Regions from separate parts of the Homo sapiens genome. Here region 2 is linked to region 1. A link is a loop called in an ENCODE intact Hi-C map of the cell type or tissue named here. Cell type or tissue: PC-9. All regions are shown on one strand. Links, peaks and the distances in the headings refer to the core of each region. The heading gives the core; the rest is flanking DNA.

Evidence for each region. Peaks named below come from ENCODE experiments on the same cell type or tissue, not always from the same donor. Only the 100,000 strongest peaks of a DNase experiment are listed, where the experiment ranks them.
Region 2: a loop joins it to region 1, with 6 times the contacts of the local background. A loop is called at or near these places in 1 of 110 quality-filtered maps.

What each region holds. Positions count from the first base shown.
Region 1 is chr14:51,339,930-51,345,436 of GRCh38, forward strand. The region is part of intron 1 of LINC00640 (long intergenic non-protein coding RNA 640); the gene reads left to right. It overlaps LOC105370495 (a long non-coding RNA gene), which reads right to left. Exons shown (of 3, transcript XR_007064165.1): 2 at 4,954-5,146; 3 at 188-306. LOC124900595 (a long non-coding RNA gene) reads right to left here and starts at 183. Exons shown (of 3, transcript XR_943854.3): 1 at 102-183. In PC-9, for the core only: no CTCF peak of the experiment used is centred there; a DNase peak (open chromatin) is centred at 2,392; H3K27ac peaks cover 1,465 bases.
Region 2 is chr14:51,285,827-51,291,094 of GRCh38, forward strand. LOC124903315 (a long non-coding RNA gene) reads left to right here and starts at 1,605. Exons shown (of 2, transcript XR_007064164.1): 1 at 1,605-2,237. In PC-9, for the core only: no CTCF peak of the experiment used is centred there; no DNase peak of the experiment used is centred there.

The DNA of each region.
Region 1 (5,507 bases), core at 284-5,283:
CATCTTGCTTTTTCTGTGTGGCATGTATATTCATTTCCTAGGGCTGCCATAACCAAGTACCACAAACTGGGTGGCCTCAAACAACAGAAATTTATTCTCACCTTGTTCTGGAGGTCAGAAGTCCGGAATCAAAATGTCGGCAGTGTTGGTTCCTTCTGAGGGTTCAGAGGGAGAATGTGTTCCACGCCTGTCTCCTAGCTTCTTATAAATGGCTGGCAAACCTTGGCATTCCATAGCTTGTGGATGTATCACTCCAGTCTCTGCCTCCATCTTCACATGGCCATCTTCCCCCTGTGTCTCTCTCTTCTTATAAGAACACCAGCCATATTGAAGTAAAAGCCTATTCTACTCTATTATGACCAATTTAATGTAACTATTTACATCTGCAATGATCTTATTTCCAAATAAGTTTACATTCTGAGATCCTGGGGGTTGGACTTTAACACATCATTTTTGGAGGACCCATTCAACCCGTAACAGCATACAAAGTACTTACTAGTTGATTTCTTTAGTACCTGTCTTTACCCACAAAAACATAAGCTATTTCTGTTCACTGATGTATCCTCCATGACTAAAATACTTGGTACAGAGTAAGCATTCAGTAAATACTTTTTAAATGAATGAATAACTATGGAAATCCCATTTTCTAATCTTTTCTAAACACCTTGCTAATGTAAATACTGGTATAGTGAAAGTTTTTATGCATAATTATTCACCTACATCTTGGATTGTTTCTTTGGGATATGTTCCCAGAGATAGATTCAACTCAATCTACTACCCCTTATCCTAGTGCTGGCCTGTGCTGCATGAATAGGGAAATCCTATTCATTCAGATGTTGCTCAAATGGAATTTGTGGTGACTTGAAGGAAAGGGTGACCTGGTTCATCTTTGCTGTTTGTTAAGCAAATTAAGGGTGGAGTCAAAGTTTTAGTGGGCAGTAACTCAAATCCTAAAGATTATATGTGGTTATATAACCTTTTTTCCTATTTAAGAATTGGTTTGCCTTTTCCCCAAGTTTTTGCGTAACTTCATAGTTATATTTAATGGCCAGTATTAGAAAATCTTATTTCACAATCTGTTATTATTGGGCATTTAGTTTCTTTCTGATTTGGGGGTATTATAAATAATGTTGTAACGTCTATTTTCAAACATATATTTTTCCCCTCACATCAGTATTTTCTCTTTAGTGTAAATTCTTAAGAATCAAAGACTCTCAAAATGCCCAAGCGATTAAATATCTTTATGGTGTTTGATATATTTACTTCTTTCATTTGAATCACATGGGCCGAAGGGTATATCCGTACATTTTTTAAAACACATTTTACTTACACATTCATCTTTTAAGAAAAATGGCCCAACTCTTTTTGCCAGTATTGTTATAATCATTAGTTGGTTCATGTTCATTCTTTCTTAGGGAGTGGAGCTTCCTGTTAAGTGGGTACCACCTGCAGGACCTGGGCCAGGCTCAAAGCTGAAAGCAACTCTGTGTGGACTGCCTATAAGGGAGCCAATCACCCTTGGGAGGTTGGCAGAGACTGTGCCCATTAAATCCCTCCATACCATGCAGTGCTAAATGGCCCAATCAAATCCTCTATTTAGAAGAATATATATCAGATGATTAAAGAGAAAGCTGATGACTCAGCTTTAGGCTGTTGTTTTTTCTGGAGCAATAGTGAGCAAATATCACTGGTTGTTTACGATACTGGCTGCACATTTTAATGGGTAAACCAATGTCCCTGAATACCTACACCGCTGATCAATAATGCCTCCTTTTGCTGGCCTTTCCCATGGTTCTTTGAAATAAACTTTTATGTTGGTTAACAATTTGTGCATATTACTTCCTTGTAACCCTGAAGGAATGGCTAGTAGAGCCAGTACAATAGTGCTTTACAGAAGGGAGTACCCCCTGATAATCCTGCCAGTGGTAATGCCTATAAGCAGCTGGGTCCCAAATTCACCAATTCCGAGAGTTGTCACTAAAACCTTTTTTTTTGGGCAGGGGGATCAGGTTCAACATGGTGTTGATTTTTTTTTTGGTTATTAGTTAGAAAAATTGAGTACTTAAATGGTCCTTACTTATTTTAAGCCAAGTTCACTAATAGAGAAACTGGCCTCTGGAAAATTGGCCTTTAGTGTTGACTGCTAAGTAATGTTCTTCATTTACTGGGGGAATTCATCTAATATTGACTTCAAATTATTCAACAATGAAATCATAGATTTACTGTAGACACAATAGTCCTCAAGCTTACAGAATTTGGGAGCCCCTATTGTCTACTTGAAACTATCATTTTGTTTCTGTCATTCGCATATGTACAAGTCATGGCTAACTTGATTGCTTTGGTGTTTTCCCAGGTAATATTGACTCCAATCCAGAAGACAGTCATCAGTTAAGTAAATAAAACAGGAACAGAACATTGGTACTTACAGTAGGCATGATTTTAAGATAAACCCCAATGAGTCATATCCTTGTATAATCTCCTCCCCTTGAGTGTTGTTGGAGCTAATGAGTTGCATTTAGTGAACAGAATATGGCAAAGATGGTGGGATCGTCACTTCCGTGGTTATGTTATTGCTATGTAAACTGCCATTATAGCAGACTGGAAGGATTGATTCTCCTTTTGGCCATGACGTAGTGAGGTACCATGTGACAAGAAACTGCAGGCAGCCTCCTGAGTCTGAGAGTGGCCCCTGGCTGACAGCTAGCAAGAAAACAGGGACCTCAGTCCTCCAGCTTCAAGGAAGTGAACTCTCTGAAATCACATACACATGGAAGAGGACCCCAAACTCCAGACTCCAGAAAAGAATGTAGCTGTGTCGACACCTAGATCACAGCCTTGTGAGACCCTGAGCAGGGGACCCAGTTAGGCTGTGCCTCAACTCCTGACCTATAGAAACTGAGATGATAAATGGGTGTTGTTTTAAGCCACTAAACTGGGATGTGTTATGAAATGACAGAAATTTAATACAGTCTCCGTATTCAGGGTGGAGTGTAAGGGAGTGTGTTTAAATCTCAGCTTTGCTACTTATTAGATGTACAACCATGGCAAATTACTTAACCCCTCTGAATCTGTTACCTTTATGGTAAAATAGGAACAAAAATTATACCTATTTCAGGATGATGAAGAGGGAATGAAATGGTACACGCTGAGTCACTTAACGTGGTACCTGACACATAGTAACTTCTCAATGCATGTTTTTCATTGTCATCAGAGGTTGGACATTTTAAATTCCATAATCCTAAATGTTTTTTTCATTATTTTTTTCCATGTTGCTCATGTTTTGAAGATTTTCATTTATCATATTACCTGATTTTATTTATTAAGTAATCATTCATTTTCATTTCCTCATCTATTTTTTTTCTTTTCTTTTTTTGAGATGGAATCTCGCTTTGTCACCCAGGCTGGAGTGCAGTGGCGCAATCTTGGCTCCTGAGTATCTGAGAATACAGGCGCGCGCCACCACGCCCAGATAAATTTTTTGTATTTTTTTAGTAGAGACAGGGTTTCACCATGTTACCCCGGCTGGTCTCGAACTCTTGACCTCAAGTGATCCACCTGCCTTGGCCTCCCAAAGTGCTGGGATTACAGGCGTGAGCCACCACACCCAGCCCTCCCCATCTATTTCTAATTCATGACCTACATACAGCTTCTGATTAGCTTGGGGTATTCTTAATAGATTAATTATAATTAATGTAGTTTGGCTAAAAGCAGACATTTAGTGTTATAGTTAGTAGAATTTCCCTTAACTTTTGAAATATAAGAAATGAATTGTTGAACTTTGCCAGATTAACATTTGGAACCACAGTATTAGCTGATTGATGGTAAATAGGCATTGGGTGACTTTCTGCAGCTAAGCAAGGCAATCATGATTTGCCTTTATATGCCAGCATATTTGCTCAGGTATTGCTGGATGGGTGAGAATGGCTGAAAAGAAAATTGTTAGTTCAAGTGAAGGAAGGAAGTGCCCAGAAAGAAAAAGAAGATAAAATATTAACATTATTTAGGTACTTAATGGCTGGGAATTAACTTATGAATCACAAAAGTTTTAGGAATTGTTGTGCAATGTCAGTATTTAAATTATGGTAAAATGAATAAGTATGCTTCATTTATGTTGTGTTTATAGTAAAATGCTCTTATTTTGTAATTTATTTTGTGTATAATAAAATAAGAGCATTTTAATCTATAATTATAATATTTGAAGTATGATTGCTACTCTTTCTTTAGTGCTTTATTTCCTCTTTGAATATTATCTAAAATACTGCATTATATTATGTTATTAATATCAAGGCCTAATGTATTCAGTTTCTAGATGAACGATTTTCAAGTTGATTACAGACTTGATAGGGAATTATATTTATTTAATAGAAGTCTCTTTTGTACAATCTTAGCTAAAATTCTGAGAAACAAGAAAAAGCTATGTTATAAGGAACTAGTTCATCTGCTGTAAAAGTACACTGACATTTTAAAGTGCAAAAAACCAAAATACAGCTTAAGAAGTATGTCTGAAAAGTTAATGTTAAATAAATTAGATTTTCCAGGTTATACTCTGTATACGCCCTGAAAAAGTTCTGCAATACAACGCATAGAAAACATACACATACTCACACAACAGACACATAATACATAAAACACCCACAGTGCACACACGCAAAACACACAAATGGCAACCCCTATAAGCATACTAAGGTCTCTGAGAAGTCCTACAATAGAGACCTACTAAGTTTTGTTTAATCATGTGCTTCTCCAGTTGATCTCAGAATCCTTCCCCCACCGTCACAGGTAACCCTGATTCCTGATGACTTTGTGTTCCTTGGAACACACTTTATGAATGACGGCTCTATGAGATTTTTCCCAAGGAAAACTATTACATAGGAGAAGTGTAAGATGCCCTCAACATTTATGGGTAAAAAACAGATACCACCATTAAAATAACCCATATATCAGAAACAATACCTCCAAATTATGTGAAGAACATTGAGAATTCTTGCAGGGACTGAAAATCTTTATTTCCTTCTGGAATCCAGGTTTTTTCTTTTGGTGTTATGTACAGATAAAGCCAGGTCTATCTGCAGGTGATCACTGTGCTGCTAGTCTCTGTTCACATTGGTAGAAAGATGTCGTTGGGCAGTAAAAGATGGTCATCTTCCTGCAAAATGAGTCAGTAACCCAAGGGTGAAAGCTGTGTCTCCCCCACAAGTTCTATCAGCATCTTTTGACTTGACAGCACAATTGGGAGCCTTATCCTTTCTGCATTCCTGACACAGAGGACCAAAGGCCACTCCTCAACAACTTGTACCGCTCTCTCTGTTTATTCCATAAAGAATGAAAAAGGAATATATTTCCACACTTTAAGACTATATGGTGGGGCATTTGGAGGGTGCTTACTCTGATAATTAAAAGGATTTTATCTTCATAAGGAAATCGACATTTGCTGTCAGGATGCCAGACCACAATTCTATAGAAGCTTTTCTCTTTTTTTTTGATTGATATGGTTTGGCTGTGTGTCT
Region 2 (5,268 bases), core at 269-5,268, 54 kb before region 1:
CTCTGCACATGTGAGTTCTGGGGTGAGTGCTGCACTGGTTGCTTCCTGCCCCCACCCTTACCACTACTGTAGTACACACACAGCAGGCAAAGTGGTCTTTAAAAGTGAGATCTGGTTCTATGTCCTATCCCAACCTTCTAAAAAACTTCCTGTTGGGCACAGAATTAAATACCAGCACCTCACTATGGCATAAAAGGCCCCACATGATCAGGGTCCTGTCTTCTGTCTGTCACATCCTATACCTTGTCTAAGAAGCTCCAGCACAGTGGCCCCTCTACTCCTTGAACAGGCTGTGCTATTTCCCATTGCAAGCTTTTGCACTTGGTGTTTATGCTGATGCCTTCCATTTGCCCTTCTAGACCTAATCTTCAGTCTTTCTCATCTTGTTCTGTGTGCCAGTAGGCTGATGGTGTGAATTGCATCGATGAACACTCTTGCTTCCTGACTTCCTGTTGGAATTGGCCAATGGGAAGCACTAGCAGGAGATCAGAGAGAATGAGGAGGAGATATTTATTCAGGGTATTTACCACCCCACCCCTGCTCCTTCCTTGCTGGCTAGTTACCTGAGGATGGTTGCATCCCTTTACCAAAGGCCACAGCTCCTATCAGGGGTCTTCTCCATCTTTTGGTAGCCACTCCTCCCTTTGTCCCTGCAGGCCAGGGGTGCTCATGGTTCCCCCCACTTTTGGTAGCCCTGGGTAGCTAGTTTCATTAAGCTCTACCTGCGCTTTTGCACATCGTCCCTTGTGAGTGTCTTCTGCTTCCTATTAGGCCTCAGCTGTCACATTGCTCGTTCTGTAGGCTCTCTGCATGCTGGTTCATTCTTTTCCTTGAGCTCAGCTCAGATGTTACCTTCTGAGGCAGGAGTAAAGGGAGGGAAGAAAGGGCCCCCCGACTCCTCCTCATCTCCCTGCCCACTCCCATGTCCTGCTTTATGCTCTTCACTTATTTATTTATTTTATTTAACATCTTTTTCATTGTGGTAGGAATACTTAATGTGAAACCTACCCTCTTGCCAAGTTTTTAACAGTGCAATATAGCATTGTTTATAATAGGCATAATACTGTACCACAGATCTCCAGAACTTTCTTATCTCACGTAACTGAAACTTTATACCTGTTGAATAGACACTCCCTATCCCATCCTTCCCTCCCTGCAGCTCCTGGGAACCAGCATTCTACTCTCTGCTTCTATGTGTCTGACTATTGTAGATACCTTATATAAATAGTGGAATTACGCAGTGTTTGTCTTTCTGTGACTCTGGCCTTCACCCTTTTTTTTTTTTTTCGAGATGGAGTCTTCCTCTGTCCCCCAGACTGGAGTGCAGTGGCGTGATCTTGGCTTGCTGCAACCTCCGCCTTCCAGGTTCAAGTGATTATCCTGCCTCAGCCTCCCGAGTAGCTGGGACTACAGGTGCATGCCACCATGCCTGGCTAATTTTTTTTTGTATTTTTAGTAAAGATGAGGTTTCACCATATTGGCCAGGCTGGTCTCAAAATCCTGACCTTGTGACCTGCCCACCTTGGCCTCCCAAAGTGCTGGGATTACAGGTATGAGCCACCACGCCTGGCCCCTTCACTCTTTTTAACAACATATTTTTAATTTCTTGCATTGAAATCATAATTTGACACTATTTTTTGTTGTTGTTTTTTACTTGTCTCTTTTAACTGGACTGTAAGCCAACAATAGAAGGAAACTTTTGTGTTTCACTCACTACTGTGTCCCCAGTGCCTAGAACAGGGCTTGTACATAGGAAGCAGGAAATAAACTTTTTTTAAAAGAAATGAATGGGGAGCTGATTTTTCATGCCCTTGAGAAGCCAAGATCTCGAGGCAGGCATATGTGGGGGTGTCAAAAGCAGGTCAGGAGGTCGTCTCATTTCCTTGTACTTTCATTGCATCAAGGTGCTAACACTGCTTCTCAGGTACCATTTGTTAACTGAACCATCAATGCTTAGGAAGTAGAAAGGAAGAAATGAAATAATTATGTTTCAGATTGAGCCCTTTTCCTGGAAACTTGGAAGAGTGTTCCATACCATCCAGTCTTTCTGTCACTTTTACCTATTTCAGGTGTGTCCAGTCTCAGCTGGGAATGGAAGATGCTTTGCATATCTTTAAAATCTTCGGGCCATAGAGTTGGGGAGAGTACAGAAAGAATACCACAGAACTTTTATGCCAGAAAATGGCAGGTGCTCCAAGGGCTATGTTGGAATGCTTGGAGTGCATAAAAATACCAAGGTGAGTGCCTAGCAGAGGGTTCTCAACATTAGACCTAAGTCATAAACTCCAAAGGTTGTTTTCAGGAATCTGTACTTTTAAAAGTTCTGAAGATGCATCTGGGGCCAGGATGAGGGCCACTGGTCTGACATAAAGAGGATGGGCTCTGCTTAGTTCCATAAATTCAGGGAGTTAATTATGTTGTTTTAAATTTCTTGAACCATTAGCACAGGGCTGATGAGCCAAACACCTTTTATGTTTGAATCAATAGATGTTTCTTCCCATGTCTTTGGGAATATTTCACAGTAGAAGTTGGGGTCTTGAAAAGTTGGCATTTGAAGGCTAGTGTTATTTTTTGCTTACAAAATAAGAAATTGATCTTTGGAAAGCAATTTAGGAATCTTATTTGGCCACAGTGGCATTGAGACCACTCTCTTTCTCCCTTTAAGCTTCATTATAACTCGAGTCCATTGCATAAAGCTCTTTTTATTGTAAAATGAGACCCCCATCAGGATCCTATAGACAGTTTTATTTCCTCTTGTTGCTTTCGGTACTCCCATACCATATTTCTGTAAAGGGCAACCTTACATTGAGTTTGGCATTGCTGGGTAGGCATTGCTGTCTTCAGGAGCCTTCTTCAGCTCATTTCTTTTTTGTTTGTTGCTCATAAAATAGCAGGCATCTGTGCACCAAGCTGATGTATTCATTGGTCCATGTACCTTTTAGTCCTTGTGTGTACATTTAGGTTGTACAGACTTACAGTAATATTACTGCTAGAATTCTATTATATATCTCTTCCATTTATATTATGCCATGAGTTTTTTTTTGGAGACAGGGTCTTACTTTGTTACCTAGACTAGAATGCAGTGGCATGATGATGGCTCACTGCAGCCTTGACCCTCCCAGGCTCAAGCAATCCTCCCACCCCAGCCCCCCAAGTAAGCTAGAAGTACAAGTGTGTGCCACCACGCCCAGCTAATTTTTAAAAATTTTTGTAGAAACAGGGTCTCACTGTGTTGCCCAGGCTGGTATTGAACTCCTGGTCTGAAGCAGTCCTCTTATTTCAGCCTCCCAAAGTGCTAGGGTTACAGGTGTGAGCCACTGCTCCTAGCCCAAGTATTTTTCAGATCAACTTTACTGAGTATAATTTACATATAATAATAAACTAGTACAAATGATTGTACAAGTGGTTGAGGTTTTACAAATGTATTCATCTTGTAACTATTACCAAAATCAAGACACCAAATAGTTTTATTACCCCAGAAAGTTCCCTCATACCCTACTATGGTTAATCTCTCCTTCCATTTTTGGCCCCAGGCAACCACTGATATGCTTTCTGTCACTACAGATTAGTTTGCATTTTCTAGAATGTCACACAAATGACATCAGACATAGTTATGATTTTGTGTCTCAGTTTTTTTGCTCAGCAGAATATTTTCACATGTAAATATTTTTCATTTTGCTCATCTTTTTTCCATACCTAATCTTTCTACCACTATCACCATGACTGCTTTTTTTTTTTTTTTTTTTTTTTTTTTTTTTGTGACAGAGTCTTGCTCTGTCACCTAGGCTGGAGTGCAGTGACATGATCTCAGCTCACTGCAAACTCCGCTCCCCAGGTTCAAGTGATTCTCCTGCCTCAGCCTCCTGAGTAGCTGGGATTACAGGCACGTGCCAGCATTCCCAGCTGATTTTTTTGTATTTTTAGTAGAGACGGGGTTTTGCCATGTTGGCCAGGCTGGTCTTGAACTCCTGACCTCAGGCCTCCCAAAGTGCTGGAATTACACTTTGTTGCTCATAAAATAGCAACAAACTGTGCCCAGCCACCACTACTGCTTTCTTAAATCAGATAACTTAAGCTTGATATGTATATTTCCAGCCCTCTATCAATATTCCTACAAACATATACACATACAAGGGAGCCTAGGTGATTTGGTCTGTAAAAGTCATCCTTACAAGATACAAAATAAGATGGCAAAGGGAGGGCAGAGAATGGATTTGGAGGGGCAAAGGGAAAATAATCAACAGAGGTAGGTAGGTATTTCTGTTTAACAGATGAGAAAACTGGGAAACTCAGAAGGATCCTACAGTTAGTCAATGGCAAACCCAGCATTCCAACGCAACTCTTCTGACTCCAAATCTCATCTCTTATTTCCCTCCAAGAGGGTTTTTTGCTCCATAAAATTTTGAAGGCCCTGAGGGCAAAGAAATATAGGGCCTGGAAAAAAGGTAATGTTAGTGATGAGGATAATGATAATGATGATGATGGTGCTGATGGAGGTAATGATGATGATAGTGATGATGAAGATGGTGATGATGGCAGTGATTATGATGGTGATTGTGATGGTGGTACTTTAAAGCAATGATCCCCAACCTTTTTGGTACTAGGGACCAGTTTTGTGGAAAACAGTTTTTCCATGAACCAGAGTTGGGGATGGTTTTGGGGTGATTCAAGTGCATTACATTTATTGTGTACTTTATTTCTATTATTATTGCGTTGTAATATATATGATCAAATAATTATACACCTCACCATAATGTAGAATCAGTGGGAGCTCTGAGCTTGTTTCCTACCACTAGATGGTCCCATCTGGGAATGATGGGAGATAGTGACACCCAAAGTGTGTTGGTTATGTCCAGTCTACTCCATAATCTCGTTTGGGTTGCTGTCACTGCAGAAAACCCTGCTTCACAATGATAGAAAGTTGGAAATGGAAGGAGGATTTTCAGTGCTTTTATGGCAATCTCAGGACATTCCAACTTGACTTTAATCCAAAAGATACGGAGATTTGAAGTTGTCTCAAATGTGCTTTTAAGGCCACCAGATGCAGTTGTACAATTGAAGGACATCAACTCACTTGTTGCTATAAAGTCTGCCACCAGATGTAGCTTGTCACTTGCCACTCACTGATTTGATAGGAGTCTGCAAGTAATTGATTTATTATGGTCTCTGTGCAGTCAAACCTCCCTGCCAATGTTAATCTGTATTTGCAGCCACTACACAGCACTAGCATCACCACCTTAGGTTATCAGGCATTTGATTCTTCTAAGG